Linked DNA regions of Mus musculus: region 1 is linked to region 2. A link is a loop called in an ENCODE intact Hi-C map of the cell type or tissue named here. Cell type or tissue: left cerebral cortex. All regions are shown on one strand.

Region 1 (8,000 bases), 280 kb before region 2:
CTCCATACCCAGCATCCACCACCCTACAGTGTATGACTATTATATTGCTTCAAGGTTAAGCAGAATTTTTGTGTCATTTTTATAAATAACAAAAGTAGTTTCCCCTACTACGAGGAACCGGGCACCAGGCTGACCATCTGCATGCCTCGCCCTATCTGAGCTTTAGTAGGGACCTTAAGGCAGACTCGACTAAGCCTGAGATTGGCTTGCAGGAGCCACTGATAAGCAGTGAGGCGACGGTTGGAATGGAGGCAGCACACTTCTGCTGCCATCCCCTGCCCCTCTGCCCTGCTGTCCCACACAGCCACTAGATAGCATCACAGGGCATGAAATCTGCATGTAACTGACAATGGCCACCAGCGGCTATTCTCTGTGTCTGCACAAACTCCAAGGACTGAGAGCAGTGAACTGCGTGCCCATCCCCCAAGTCTCTGTAGACCCACTCAAGGGAATTACAGAGCAAACACTCGCTGCTTCCCACAGGTAGCAGGCAAACTCCTCATTCACTACCCTGTGCCCCGACCCCCTGCCATTTGGGCCTCACACTGCCTCTGGGAGAAGCCCACTTACAAGGTAACTCTGGACCTGTAAGATGCATTATATCCAGGAATCTTCATTACCTCCTATGCAGAAGCAGACACTAGCCTCATAACAGATGCGGAAACCTAGGTTCGGGAAGGTTATATGTACTGCCTAAATCCCACAACAAGTAACCATGGAGACTAGGATTTGAACCCAAGCCCACCTGACCTGCAAGTGAGGGTCTTTTCCCTTCTTGCGTTTGTTATCTCACCTCAGCTCCCCTCCCTGGTCTTTTCTGCCTCATTTTCATGTTGCCTTTAAGACGTCCATCCCCACCTTTCCTTCACTGACACACTGCATTCCTGATACTGTACAGTCATGCATGTACAGTCATGCATGTACTGGGCTTTCCCCTCAGCTGGCACTGATGTTCACCAACCCCCAGGCTGCAAGCCTTGCCCAGTTCTCTGTGGCTGTTGCTAAGGCCCTAGTCAGTTTGTTTCCAAGGGCCTCTGTGTTCAGACTATCTCTAACTAACCGCAGCACTCAACCCCTATGGGTCCCGCCAGGGCCCTCCACGGTGTTATGACTTCCTCAGAGCTCAGGAAACCATCCCCTGGGCACTGCTGACCGGAGGAGAGGAGAGGTAGGCTCCGTGTGCTTACCCTGTAGAAGATGGGGAGTGAGTCCCAAGTGTAGGGGTAGGCGAAGGCCAGGACCCGGAGTAGCTTGCAGAGCCGGGGCTTCTGGAGTTCAAGAAACCTGCAGCCAGGGAGGATGGAAGCTTTTCAGGACCTCACACATATGCCCACGGGTCATCAACAGAGGACAAGTACTTTCACATACTGTACAGTCATGCATGGACTAGGACCATGGACCACAGCTTCTCACGAGCCTTTCTCATCCCTCCTACACTGGTGGAAATGACAAGACCTCAGCGAAGAAGGAGAAACTTGCTCTAAGAACATGAAACGTAATGGTAGGCAAACCAGGATGAGGACAGAGGGGATCAAACAGCAGAGAAGTTTTAGAAGGTGGACACCACAGAGACAGGAAGTGGCCTCAAGCACAAACCCCAGGTCTCACATTCTACAGAAACAGAGATGAACCCAAGCAACTGGAACCACCCAGGTGATGGCCACACAAAGACCTGGATTCAAGGAGGTGCTGGATAATCCAGAGGAGTTTCTAAAATATTTATGCCATGCACAAGAACACCGGCCTGGGGAGAGTGACTATGCAGAGGGTCTGTCTTTCCCTCTTCCCCAAGCTGTCCCACTACCCTCCAATGCAAAGACAGAATCCAAAAGGAATCCATTGCGCTTACTGTTTAGAAGCAAGAGACAGGAACTTTCTAGACTGGTCACCACTGGGGACCTAGAGAGGGGCAATAGCTTTAGACCTTCAGCAGTACAGACACTCAGGCTGGCTACCAGGAGGTCAGGATTTAGCAGGGAGACCCCATACAAAACTGCAGCTCTGGGGCTGTAGATGTAGCTCAGCTAGTAGAGTACCAGGATAGCATGCAGGAAGCCTTGGATTCCATCCTCGGTGCTCATAAGCCAGACATGGTGACACTTGCCTGTGAGTCCAACACTCAGAGGTCAAGGCAGGTGGATCAGAAGTTCACGGTCATTTTTAAAAAAGATTTATTTTATTTATATGAGTGCCATCTCTTCAGACTCCTCAAGGTCATTTTAAATATATTTTATATCGTGAATTTGAAGTCAGCCTCGTCTATAGGAGACCCTGAGTTCAAAAACCAAAACAAGGGCTGTAGAGATGGCTCAGTGGTTAAGAGCATTGACTACTCTTCCAAAGGTCCTGAGTTTAATTCCCAGCAATCACATGGTGGCTCGCAACCATCTGTAATGGAATATGATGCCCTCTTCTGGTATGTCTGAAAGTGGCTACAGTGTACTCATATACATAAATAAATAAATGAAACAAACAAAAACCAAACCCAATTACCTTCATGATTACACTACAACACTGGGGAAGAGGCGGATGCACTGTGGCTCCACAGGGACACCCCAGATTCCAGTACAGGCTGGACACATCAGGATCGCGCTGCCCTGGCAGGTTGCCTCTAAAGCTGTGTCTGACCTGTCCCTCCCTCATAGTGTTGTTATAAGGACTTGAAGAAAAGAGGCACCACGGCCCTTAGAGTCACACACAGCCCAGCTACTAAACAGTTGCTATGAAAACAAACCCCTCCCCTCTCATCACAGCTATGTTGGAGCAGAAGGTAAGAGCAAGAGAGGACAGGTTCTGGGTGGAGGGTCTAAGGAGGAGCTGAGAACAGACACAGCTAGGATTTGGCCCAAGTGCCCCTGCCTGCCCCTGCCAGGCCCAGCCTCAGTCTTTCTTCCCCCAGGGGCCCATAACCCCAGCAGAAGCTGTCCAACCACAGCAGTGCGGTTATGTATCTGCAGTGCCTGGGCCGGGCTTACTCCTAAAAGAGTGCTCCTTGTGGCTGGCCACTTACACGCAAAGAAAATCGGGCTCTGACTTGTGGAGGGCTGTGCCCCAAAGCATGGTTTCCTGTGACTTGTCACCAGGCCTGAAAAAGTACTTCCCCAGGAGGCAAATGAATCAGCCTCTCCAGCAGCAAAGCTGGGTCTGCAGGGGACAAAAAGTAGAAGAAGCAAAATAGAAACAGAGGCAAAAAAAAAAAATCCAAACCACAGAAGAGGGGGGGCCACTCCCAAGGTGCAATTCCACATCTAGCCACAGGATGTCACCACAGCCAGAGATTCCTGGAGGTAGCAGCCCTGGCCCAAGATGCCTCCAAAGCACTGCCAAGCACAGCTGGTTTACAGGCCTGAGGACTGAGAACTCTGCCCATTGAGTCAGTAATCCTAAGACAACCTGTGTGTCTAAATGAGTGCCATTGAGCCACTGACATGACCTGCTTCTCTTGCTCTCTGTCCTGCTCCATAGAGCAGTAAGCTGTGTGTGTGTGTGTGTGTGTGTGTGTGTGTGTGTGTGTGTGTGTGTGTGTGCGCGCGCGCCTTTCCTATTCCTGGAACCCTCTGAGGGCACAACCTTACTCCACCCACAGTGCCAGACTTTTCACATGGGTCCCAGAGCCCAGGCAGCCTTTGAGGAATGTTGGTTAGGTGAATGGGCACAGTAGCCCAGATGTACTCTCAGGATCAGCAGAAACAAAGTACGTCGTTGTCAAGGAGAGGAAGCCCCAAACATGGGGTCACAAGACATTCCTGGGTCTGTGCCACATGTCTTCATCCAAATACTGCAGGCATGCTAAATATACAGCATCCACCGTGGACCTGCATGGTCAGGGTGGGGTGTGGGGGAACTCTGGACTAGAATAAAGCAATGTATCCTGGTGGTAACAGGTAGCCAGGAGCTTTAAAAACTTAATTTAAAAGGCTGCAAACATCCCAATAGGCTGCACTCTGTGCTCTTGGGAAAGAAGTCTTGACCCACAGATCGTAGGGACTGCATCTTTCACACCCATGCGCCATCTCTACCCCTACTAAGCACAACATTTGCTCTCTCTGGCCCCCAGTTCTGAATACCAGAGCCATGAGGAGCTAAGGGACCAACTACATAGGGACAATAACTGACCCAAAGACCAGATGCAGGGTCTACCCAGGAGCCCAGGCAGCCAGAGGAAAGGCCACCCAGGCACACTGCACCTCTGTGCTGTGAATATGCCTCTGACCAAGTATTCACCTCGCTTCACCATGGCACAGACGCTGTATACTACACAGTTTAACGCCTCCTGGAATTAGAAGGACCCAGTGATCCAGGAGCAGAGACTTTATTTCCTGGCTCTACAGGTAGATTCAAGCTCCATCCAGCTTTCATGGAATTCTGTGATTTCCAAGAAAATCAGAGAGTCTTTCCGCATCTTCCAAGAATATGAGAGAGCAGTTCCCCAGGGATGATGCTACAGAAAATTCAGTGGGGCACACCAAGCAAGACACTTTGACTCCCAGGGAGAGCAAACTATGCCTGCCTCTAGTCCTTCCCAAAAATTCCGGCAAAAGGAGGAAAACCTGGGTAAACCTATCGGATGCTGCAGAAAAATCTTACCCCCCCCCCCCATAAAAAGAAAGAAAGACACAATTTGGCAGGTTCCCCACAACCTGGGTGTCACTCAGAGCAAACTAGAACCAAGACCATACCAAAGAGGAAGCCCTTACTATGCCTGCTTCTCCCTGGAGAGGGGACAGTACAGTTGGGGGTACAGAGGACACACATGCAACCCTAGTACCTCTCCTGGCCTGCCACTTCTTAGCACTATGTAGATAGGGCTGTCACCTGGCTACAGTCACCTGGAAGGTTTCCTAAGCAACCGAGGAAGCCTGTGCTTTCAGGCAGGCCACTTCTGCAAAGAGCAGTGTCAACTAGCACAGATACTCCCATGACAACGCGGCTCACACTCCGCCCCACAGAATCTTGCATGAAAGGAAAAGGAGTAACAGGATTAGAGACAGGGAGCTGGCATGACTCACGGCCACGCCTGAAGGCTCTTCATCACCCATCAGTGCACGGAGAGCTGGCATGACTCGTGGCCACGCTTGAATGCCCTTCATCAGTGCACCTAGAGATGCCATTCCCACCCATCCCTGTGAGAGGAGGACAGCCTGGTTCTGAGGACCTCTCCCTGTCCATGCCTGTGCAGGCATCCTCTGCATATGACTGAGAATCGGCTATGCAGAAGGGAGCTGTGTTGACCCCACTGTACAGGGGAGAGGATTGAAATTCAAGGAACACACACAGTGACTTGCCTAAGCAGTAAAGCCATCTGTAGAACTTATGGAGACTATAAAAACAATTCTAGTGTAGGGTCACTCTTGTCTACGTTATGAAGAATTTCAGAGCATCTGGTCATATTTGGGGCTTTTCCAAAGAGCCAAGTGGCTGCCCAAGGGATACCCATGAAGTTCAGTGTGATAACTGATATTGTCAACTAGATAGAATCTAGAGTCACCATGGAGACTTGGAGACAATCTTTTCTTTCTTTCTTTCTTTCTTTTTCTTCTTTTTTTTTTTTTTTAGAGATTTATTTATTTATTATATGTAAGTACACTGTAGCTGTTTTCAGACACACCAGAAGAGGGCATCAGATCTCATTATGGATGGTTGTAAGACACCATGTGGTTGCTGGGATTTGAACTCAGGACCTTTGGAAGAGTAGTCAGTGCTCTTAACTGCTGAGCCATCTCTCCAGCCCTTTAATTGTTCTCTCTCTCTCTCTCTCTCTCTCTCTCTCTCTCTCTCTTTCTTTCTTTCTTTCTTTCTAAACCATGGAGACAAATCTTGAGGTAGGCCTATTAGGAAGTTTCTAAATTAAATTAATTAAAGTAGAAAGGCCCACCCTAGCTGTGGTGACATCACACTGTAGGCTGGGGTCTTGAAGTGAGAGGAAAGCATTAAGATAGCTGGTGGAACCATCTATCTTCCTCAAGCCCCAGCCGCTGTAACTTCTCGGCCTTGATGGACTGTGCCCACCAACACACAGAGAAAACTGTGAGCCAGAGAAAACTGTCTTCCTTTAAGTCACTTTTGTCAGGTGCTTTGTCCTAGAAATAAATAAAGCAACTGATATGTCGTATGACAGGGACTATACCTGGAGCCTTTTCTGTTGGGCTCTTCAGCTGGCCCCAACTGCCCATCCCATGCCTGCTAGGTCCTCCCATGGTCCCCCAACCCCTGCCCCACCAAGATCAGAATGCCCAGTACCTGGAGTAGCAGGAGAGGCCAGTGCTGAGAATGGTGTTTAGCACGGCCAGTGCTACGTAGCACTCATGGAAGGTACTGCAGACCAGTGCATCAGGGAACGTGTATGCAGAGTAGGCGATGGCTGAGCCTGCGGAAGAAACACTAGCCTTGAGATGCAGCCAGGCCACAGCTCTGTGAGGATCCCTGAGGGGAAAGACTACCTTAGCCTTTATCTTCTGCATAGACCTATGAACTAGCCTGTCTCTGTGTCTTCCCAGAATACCCTCCCCTTGCCTCTCTGCCCACCTAAATTCCATAAGGCTATGTTCCTTCAGCAATGTAGGGGTGTGTGTGTGTGTGTGTGTGTGTGTGTGTGCGCGCGTGCGCGTGTCTTTACAATCCTGTCCCATGTAAAGCTTACACTGATTTTATAAGTGAACATCTGGAGGCATGGGGATATGTAGTAACTCATTTAGAGTCACACGGCAGAGAAAAAGCAGAAATAAGCTTCAAACCCAGGCAGTTTGGAGATGAATCCCTGCTTCTGACCACAAGCTGCCACTAATGATGATTCCAAATTCATCTGCCTGTGGACAGGGTGCTCCCCTGAGAAGCTCAGCATCACAGGAAGGGAGGCCCCAGGGACAAAGACGAGCTGCGAGTGACCCATGACCATGTTTGGTTTGGAGTGTGAAAGAGGCAGCTGTATCTAGACCTTCTAGAGACACTAAAGGCAAACGCTATTGGTTGGACAGAACTATTACTGCCCATCTTGGTGTGGCTGGGCCCTGCACCCTTACCTATGGAAGAGGCTGGATCTGGCCCCATTCCATCTGTTACTCTAATACTGTGGTTCTCAACCCTGCTAATGCTGTGACCCTTTAATTCCTCACACCATGCTGGCTTCCCCAACCATAAAATTATTTCCATTGTCATTTCATAACTGTAATTTTGCTACTGTCTTGATTCATAATGTAAACATCTGTTTTTCCAATTGTCTGAGGTGACCCCTATGAAAGAGGCATCCATCCTGCCTCGGATGGGGTTGGGACCACTGTCTTAGTCCACCAAGAACCTTGGATTCACAGCTACAGGTAGAGACAGGCCAGATTCAACTTTGGGCTTTTCTCCCATTCCACAGGAGGATCTTCTAGTGAAGCCGAACACAGGGACAAAGGACCACAGCTTGGTGGTATTCACTTGTACCCTAGTGCCAGAGAGGCAGGCACAGGTGGTTAGGGAAACCCCTAGGCTCCCTAGCCAGGCATCCTTGTCTAAGACTTTCCAGTGACTGATCTGTCTCAAACAAAAATGCAAGCCATCTAAAGGCCACCCAAGGCCCCCTCACCTCCACACACATGTAAACAAACACAGGTGTGGGCAGAGAGGGTTGAGTAGCACCTTCCCAGCAAGGTGCAGAGTTCCCATGAGAGCTCACCCAAGGAGCTCTGCCCCAGGGGACCAGGGAACCCGGCTGCAGACCCAGTGCTCAGGGAGCTGTCTGGACCACTGATGCTGATCCAGAGCTAAGATGTGCACCAAGTGCTACGTCCAATGCAAGAGTAAAGGGGCCTCAGGCCCACCTGAAAATACAGCAGGAAGAAAGCTGACCTGAGCCTCTAGGGGTCCTGTGGGAGATGGGTATTTGAGATAGGTCAGGTAAAGGTGATCACTGCCAATCACAGCAATTGCTACCCTGCGAGACGGATTCAGACTCAAAAGCATTAAGTTTGTTCATAACCCTCCTACATTCTGCTATAGAGAATGAGCCTTGAGGAAGC
Region 2 (8,000 bases):
GGCCTACTTGCTCATGCAATGGCTGTCGGCTGACACCATAGATCGCCTGCCCGGGCGCTCTGCTGTGTGATTGATGGGGTCGCTCTTGTTCTCGGTCCCAGAGAGCACCTCTGAATAATAACTTGGCAAAATCGTTCTCTTTTTCCGCTTCCCTATTTCTGACTCATTTGCTCTTTGTAAGTCATCCATCTCTTTTGAGTTAAAAGGAGGAGGGAGAAACATGAGGAGGAGGAGGAGGTTGTAGCCGAGGAGGAGCAGGGACCCCTGTAACACCTCCTCATATTCCAGAGAGGAAGTTAGAGTAGCTGTCACCAGCATTTCCAGTCTGGGGACACTAAGGTGGAGTGAACCTCTGCAAGCAGGTTGGATTTGCAAATGGAACCAGACCGCTTACTCTGGAACCAACGTGACCGTGGGTGGTAGAGGTGTGGGAGATGGAGGTGTGTTCTTTCTGGGGTGCCTGAAATTGCATCTTAAAGGGCAGCTGCCTACTCTGTCGTGTCATACTGTCCTGTCTGCTGCAAGGATAGTGGCATTTGTTGCTCTGGAATGGAGCATCAGAGAAGGTCAGAGGTGAGGGTTCCAGCCAGTCATGCCAGCTCCCTTCATGGAAGACAGAGACAAGAACACCCGCCCTCCTGGAGTTCACACAATACCACATGTGTTAGTCAGGTTCTTTAAGAAAGGATCTGAGACAGAATATGTGTCGCAAGGGAGACTGGGTGCACTGACTTCCGTGATATGGACAGAGTAGCTCAGTGCTAGCTGCCCACACACTGAAGAGGTTGAGAACTCAGAAATTCCTCAATCCACGATGCCGGATGCCTTAGCAGTCCTAGTCTGGTGTTGAAGGCCTGGAGCACTCCTGGAGAACCTCCGGGCTTCAGCCCATATTGAACGGCTGAAGAAACTGGGCTTCTCAAAGCAATGGGATAGACACACTCACCAGCAAGGAGTGAAGATAGGCAGATGTCCTATCTGAACGTCTATCTGCTCTGGGAATCTTCACCCATCCTAGAAACACCTCCATAGATGGACACAGAGGCATGTCTCTTAGGTAATTCCAGATCCAATCAACTAGACAATCAGAATTAGCCTTTACACCGTGCTGAGCCTCCTGCAAGTCCAGAAGGGAACTATAGGTATGCAGCTTTGCGGAGACCTCACTGGCGCTTGGGTGGGCTTCTCTATGCTGTAGCTGCTTTAGAGTCACTGTGCTCCCACGAGTAACCCCACAGACTCCCTGGTCCACTGAGTCATATCCCAGTGGGAGAGTGTCTTTGGTCTGTTCGTGGTGCTCTCTCTGAGCTGTCTAGACATTGTTCACCTCTCCCCAGGAGTCACCCAGGAGTGGAGGTAACTGTGTGTCACTGGAGGGAGGAAAAGCCATTTATTTCCCTTGAATGGCCTTTGAGGGTGTTTAGAAAAATTTATCTGTGTGTTAAAACTCAGATCTAGGCAAATTTGGATTTTTTTTTTTTTTTTTTTTTTTTTTTTTTGCAGCTTTTTCCTTTGCCAAGCTGGATGGTGAGAGTTGGACGTCTGGAAGCTTCCCTTGAGAGGCAGGTCTCCATCCCACCACCCCCTGACGTGGAGCTTGCCCCTTCCTCCTTACAGAATGGATTCCATCATAAAATAAACACCTTGTTGAAATTAACCTTATTTTTAAAGGAGAGCAAGATCACTATAAAGATGAGCCATAAAAAGACTGGCGATGTACTTGTTTGGCACAGACCATGCCCCAGGTGTCTGGACTCCCGTTTGGGCTTGTGCTAAGCTTGGTCCCTGTGTCCACAACTTTATCTTTATATCTGCTCATGATCTATGCAGGCTTTTCAGGCCAGCCTCAGACTTCCATGAGGCTGTTTCTCATTTTAATACTTAGATCACTTAAGCCTGGGACTAAAAATAATGAATAATGCCCATGTCTGGGCATTGGTGTTCCCCCTATACACTGGGTGGCCCATCCCTTGGCCATTACCTGAAATACACTCACTTGAGCTCTTGAAATCTCCCACCTCTGTGTGTAGCATGTGCAGCTATGTGTGGCCGAGTGAGGCCAGGTTCTGATGTCACATGCCTTTCTCTGTCACTCTCCTCCTTATGTTTGGTGTCAGGGTCCCTCATTGAATCTGGAGATAGTTCAGGTTATTGGTCAATAACCTCCCGGGGTCCCCAGTGCAGTGGGGGGACAGGTGCACCCCACCATACACAGCTATTTTTCCTCAGGTACTCATGGTTGTACAGCAGTGGCGTTACCTATTGAGCTATCTCCCCCCATCCAGTATTGGAGATCTCAGGTGACATTACCATCTCTACATTTGTTTATTTAAAAAATATTACATAAGCCATGCATAAGTATATGGATTTAAAATATCATCATGAGTAACTCCTGGCTAAAGTCTTAAGGTTTTATTTTTTATTTATGTGTGTCTTATATGGGGCTTCCATTGCTTCGAAGAGACACTATGACCATGGCAACACTTATAAAGGAAGCTGGCTTATAGCTCAGAGGTTTTGTCCATTGTCACCATGGTGGGAAGCACAGAGGCATATAGGCAGACGCACTGGAGAAGTAGCTGAGAGTTCTACACCTGGATCCACAGGCAGCAGGAAGAGAGAGTGTGACTGAGCCTGGCTTGAGCATCTGAAACCTCAAAGCCCACCCCCAGTGACACACTTCCTCCAGCAAGGCCATATCTACTTTAATAAGGCTACATCTCCTAACAGTGGCACTCCCTCTGAGCCTATGGGAGCCATTTTCATTCAAACCACCACAATGTGTGTAACAAGAGTGTGTGTGGTGCTGCCCACAGAGGCCAGGAGAGACCATAGGATCCCCTGGAACTGGAGTCACAGGCTTTGTGAACCACCAGCTATGGGTACCAAGAACCAAACCCTGGTCCTCTGGAAGAACAGCCGTGCTCATGACTGCTGAGCATGTCTCCAGCATGTGCCCAGGATAAGGAGCTCAGGTGAAAGCAGAGGGTGGGGAGATAGGGTACCCTTGGCAGCTACCTGGGACAGTTCCTAAAGATGGCGCTTTAATATCTGAACTGGAGCCAGACTGTTGGATGCTCACTGCATCCCTGTGATTGGGGGCCACGGGAGAAGGAAACCCTGAGTAGGGTATGGTCACCGGGCTGGGCCCCCCCCCCATGGGTGAGAGAATCATGTAGGAGTGGGAAAGAGGGGGACGGAGAAAAGGGAAAGGGGGGAGGGCATGTGGAGGTCAGAGAACAGTCCTAAGCAGCTGGTTCTCTCTTTCCACCATCTGGGTCCTGGAGTGGCACTCTGGTCGTCAGTGTTGGTGGCGAGTACCTTCATCTGCTGAGCCATCTCTCTGGCCCGTCATTTATTTTTCTGTCACGTGAACAGGCATGTCAGATAGTCTTTTTTAAACATAATGTTCTATTGGGGTTTCTTTTTTTAAAAAAATATACCTTTTGCCACAAAAACATCAATTTTTTTTTTTTTTTTGAGGAAGGATCTCATGTAGCCCACTCTGACCTTGAACTCACCACGGCGCTGAGACTGGCCTTCCATTTCTGATTCTTCTGCCTTCATATCCACACGTGCTGGATTACAGGCGTGGGCTTCGACGTCTGCACCCGACACACATCGATTTGTTCACTCTGTGGATGGTAAAGTGATGGCTCAGAGAGGCACATCTCCAAGCACAGCACAGCAGAAACTATGTCAGTCCAGTGACCCGACTGCTGACCAGGTGTTTGCACAGGGACAATCTCTGCTGCTGTCCCTAACACCGCCCCCCACCTTTTCAGTCTTGTCTGCCAGGCTAGTGACACTTCTCAGTAAAGCTTGTGTGACCTCTCCTCCCATCAGTGTCCTCTGGCTCCCAGCGCATTAACAAACGGCACTTGTGCACCTAACGGTTGGTTTTGCTAATGCCTGCTGTCTCTCAGAGCAGAATGGCTCTGGCAGCGTCACTCCGCCCGCTGTGTTTGCACTCCTGGTCTCCAGATCCCAGCTGACAACTTGATGTGCTGCACTCCTTTCCAGAGCTCGTACGTTTCAGTACTCCCGTGCTCCAGTGACACTCTCAGCCAGCTTAGGCCTGTCCACCTCACGCGTGCTAGGTCTCCGGCACCACAGGTCAGACCCTGGGAAGTTCACAGCTTACAGAGAAGAAGGACAGATACCCACAGATGGTCAGAGACTGAGCCTGGAGGTGCTGCCTGAAGCAGAGAGTCTGTAACAGGGTGCGTCCTCCAGGCCCTCTTTCATTCCATTTAAACCCTTTAGGAACGATCCTGCCTCCGGGTGAAGTGAAGTGAAGCCTCCGGAGATTCCCTGGTTCTACAGCGCCCTCTTGTGGACAACTGGAGTCTGCCTATAGAGAAAGCAAAGGGCACTTTCGATTAGTCATGGGGGACAGAAGGACACTCAATTCTTCCGACCAAGTTCTTTCACCTATGACCAGTGTCTTAGCTCCTTTCCGGGTTAGTTGTATGTCAACTTGACACAGACTTCATTCATCTGGGAAGAGAGACTTGCACTAGCAAAGTGCCCTGTGATATTAGCCTATACATAATCCTATGGGGCATTTTCTTGATTAATGATTAATGTGGGAGGACCCAGCCCTCTGTGGGTTATGCCGCCCCTGGGCTAGAGGTCCTGGATTGTATTAAAAATAATGGGCTGAGCAGGCTGTGGGGAGCAAGCCAGAAAGCAGCCCTCCTCCACAGGCTGTGCTTCAGTCCCTGCCTCTTGTCCCTGCCCTGACTTCCTTTGGTGACTGACACACTACAATGTAGAACTGTAAGATGAAATAAACCCTTTCCCTCCCAAAGTGCTTTATTACAGCAACAGGCGCATAACTAGATGGTTGTTTTCCAGTTCGTTGATAGAAAAGACCCTGGCAAAGACAACTTGAAGAAGGATGGGTTTATTCTGACTCCCAGTTTGAGGTCCAGCCCATCACAGCAGGGGAGAAAATTCCCATAGGGGGGAACCTGAAGCAGAGGCTCAAACTGAATATTCAGTCCAAGAGCAGAGTGCACCTGCAGCTTTCGGGGAGTCTCCTGACTCCATCTCTTGTCTTGCCCTAAGGCAACTGGGATTACAGACATGTGCTATCATGTCTGCCTTTGTGTGGGCTCTAGGGGGTCCAAATTTGGAACCTCATACACATGTGGCAAGTGCTTTTACCCACTGTCCCACCTTCGATTACTGGAGACTGTGGGGAAGGCCCTAGCACCAGGCCTGGCCCCAGCTCCAACAGGCGAAGCTTCGTGCGAGTGAGCCCCTCTTTTCCAACCACCTTCACTGGAACAACCAGGGCATGTGATTAGCCTCGGTCCCAGTGGAAAAGACTGACGAGGAGAGGTTGTCAGGGTGGCTACGTCCCAGGTGGCTGGATTCTTAGGTATGTAAACCAGATGACTGGATGCAGAAAGGTATTGTCTGCATCTCGCTTCTCAGAAGATCAATGAGGCATGGGTAAAAGGAGGGCAAGGGACCAAGATAGACAGACAGACAGACACACGTGCACACACAGAGGAGGAAAACATCATAGATGCACATCACAGAGCTGTCTGAACTTTGGCTATAAAATTAGTATCACAGCTTGGCTGCTTGGCCCGTATTTCTGTATTTCTTGTTGCAACCTTGGACTCAGCCTCACTGCCCCCTGCAGGCTGCAGGGCTTTACCTCATTCCAGTAAGACTACCCCTACCAAGGCCCATGATAGATAGAGTCCTTCTTCTCGTTTTTAGCAGGGCTGGAATCAAAATGCCCTCTAAGCAAGCACTCTTATCATGCCCGGCTCCGACAGCTCAGTCCTGGAGAGCGAGCTACAGGTAGATAATACAAGCATCTGTATCCTATCAGGGAGGAAACAGGAAGAGCAGGAAGTACATGCCCTGCACCTATTGTCCTCTAAGGACAAAATACAGATTCCAGCTCAGGGTGAATGAAGCTCAAACTAGAGAAATTGGAAATTGAAAACCACCGAACCTCAAGGTTTCATAATTAAAGTTAAGATCAGAGGCTACGCGCTTCAGCTGTGATTAATGAGAAATCTCAGAAGAAGGTTCAATGTAATAAAGCTGTTGGCTCAAGCGGCTTGGGGAGAGCGAAGCTCTGCGTCTGCTTTACCCTGTGTTTATTCAGATCAGGGAGAAGCGGGCTGCGAGTATTCGTATGCCGGCAGCTAGGCATTTTAAATTACATCGAGCCTTTGCTTCTGGCTCGCTGTTACAAAATGGGGTTTCTAATGGATTCATATACGTAGACGCACACAGAGCAAAGCCAGCACCCTGCAAATATTTGCCGTGGTTGTTATTTACCAGAAAGGGCAGAGCTTCTTTGCAATATCCTAAGGTTTATCTCTCAAAGACTGCTGGCTGGAGTTTAAGCCTTTGGATGTTTGTTATTGAAAATGACATCTGTTTAACTGTTTCTTGTGAGAAATTGTGTCTGTTTACTTGAACTTATAAGCTGTGTTTATCAAAGGAATTTGAATCCACTCATGACAATCTTGAGATTAATTAAAAAGCCACACAGAGTCTGTTTCCAATGAACTCTACCAGTCTAAACACCCACACCAGCTCTCTTCCAAATGCTCTCAAGAATATCAAAGCAGGGCTGGAGAGATGGCTCAGTGGTTAAGAGCACTTGACTGCTCTACCAGAGGTCCTGAGTTCAATTCCCAGCAACCACATGGTGGCTCACAACATCTGTAATGGAATCTGATGTCTGATGCCCTCTTCTGGGTGTGCCTGAAGACAGCTACAGTGTGTGTGTGTGTTTGCATATGTGTGATATCTATATCTATATCTATATATATCTATAGATATATATATAGAGAGAGAGAATATCAAAGCAGGGGCAGAGATATGATGACTCAGCTGGTACAGGTGTTTGCCACCAAGCCTGATGACCTGAGTTCAATTCCTAGGAACCACACGGTGGAAGGAGTAAACCAGCTCCTGAAAGTTGTCCCCTGCCCTCCACATGTACCCCATGGCTCTCACACAAACAAAATTAATAAATAAAATGCAATAAAACCATGCTTTAAAAGGGCGCTGCTAAGGAAAAAAGTAGGGAACATGGACTCAGCCAAATGAAGATATGGTATTAGGGTTGCTATTTGTGCTGGCTGGTTTTATGTCAGCTTGACACACAAGTTACAGTTATCTAAAAGGAAGGAACCTGAGTTGAGAACTCTCTCTCTCTCTCTCTCTCTCTCTCTCTCTCTCTCTCTCTCACACACACACACACACCTTTTTTTTATTCTTTGTGAGTTTCATATCATGCACCCAAGTCCAGCTTGTCTCCCTGTTCCCTTATATCCTCCCTTGCAAACCACTCTCCAAAATAAAAAGAAAAATACACAGACAAACAAAGCATAGAAAACAAACATCTCACGAGGGAAGCTGTCCCACAGTAGATCCCTCTGTCCACACATCTTCACTTGCAAATGTTCATTGCAATGAGTCCTTGACCCCTGGCTTCTCTGACACCATCAATCCTCACTGGGTCTCCTCCTGTTTATCCTGTGTCATGGAGATCCTGGGACTTTGGATCAGCAAGACTTGCCCTTTCACGTGTCCCAACCGTTTGCAGATGATATAGATTTGGGGGTGGACCAACTTGCTCTGGGCCCAGGTGGTAGCTGAGCTAGCTAGTCAGTGCCCTGGCTTTCCCTTATCCTCCCCACCTCTCCAGCACTGATTCCGATAGCCACCTGATGCTGCTGCCATCACCAGGGAGCAAGGGCAGCTCTCCTGCTCTCATGCACTTGGGCTATCTCAACAATACCCACTCCTCCAGAGCCAGCTCCGCTGTGCTGTCCAGTCAAGATGTGGGGCCCACTCCCCCAAGTGATGCAGCCTTTAAGGGGTTGGGCCAGCTCTCCTGTTCTCACATCTCCGGGGCTGGCTCATGTAGGCATTTTCTTAATTAATGATTGACAAGAGAGGAGGGCCTAGGCTATTGTAGGTAGTACTATCCCTGGGATGATGGTCTTGAGTTC

The links. Hi-C counts contacts between places; a loop is a spot of excess contacts. Peaks named below come from ENCODE experiments on the same cell type or tissue, not always from the same donor. Only the 100,000 strongest peaks of a DNase experiment are listed, where the experiment ranks them.
Region 1: a loop joins it to region 2, with 8 times the contacts of the local background. A loop is called at or near these places in 29 of 42 quality-filtered maps.

What each region holds. Positions count from the first base shown.
Region 1 is chr9:61,962,541-61,970,540 of GRCm38, forward strand. It overlaps Paqr5 (progestin and adipoQ receptor family member V), which reads right to left. Exons shown (of 8, transcript NM_028748.2): 5 at 6,241-6,367; 6 at 1,188-1,284. Among named protein-coding and RNA genes, the nearest start is that of Gm35152, 10 kb to the right of the region's middle. In left cerebral cortex, a CTCF peak has its summit at 3,255 (motif pointing right); DNase peaks (open chromatin) are centred at 3,265 and 4,985.
Region 2 is chr9:62,240,167-62,248,166 of GRCm38, forward strand. It overlaps A730043L09Rik (RIKEN cDNA A730043L09 gene), which reads right to left and starts at 3,934. Exons shown (of 3, transcript NR_040769.1): 1 at 3,778-3,934; 2 at 3,522-3,635; 3 at 2,430-3,363. In left cerebral cortex, CTCF peaks have their summits at 4,346 (motif pointing left), 4,547 and 5,662 (motif pointing left); DNase peaks (open chromatin) are centred at 440 and 4,315; H3K4me3 peaks cover 220 bases.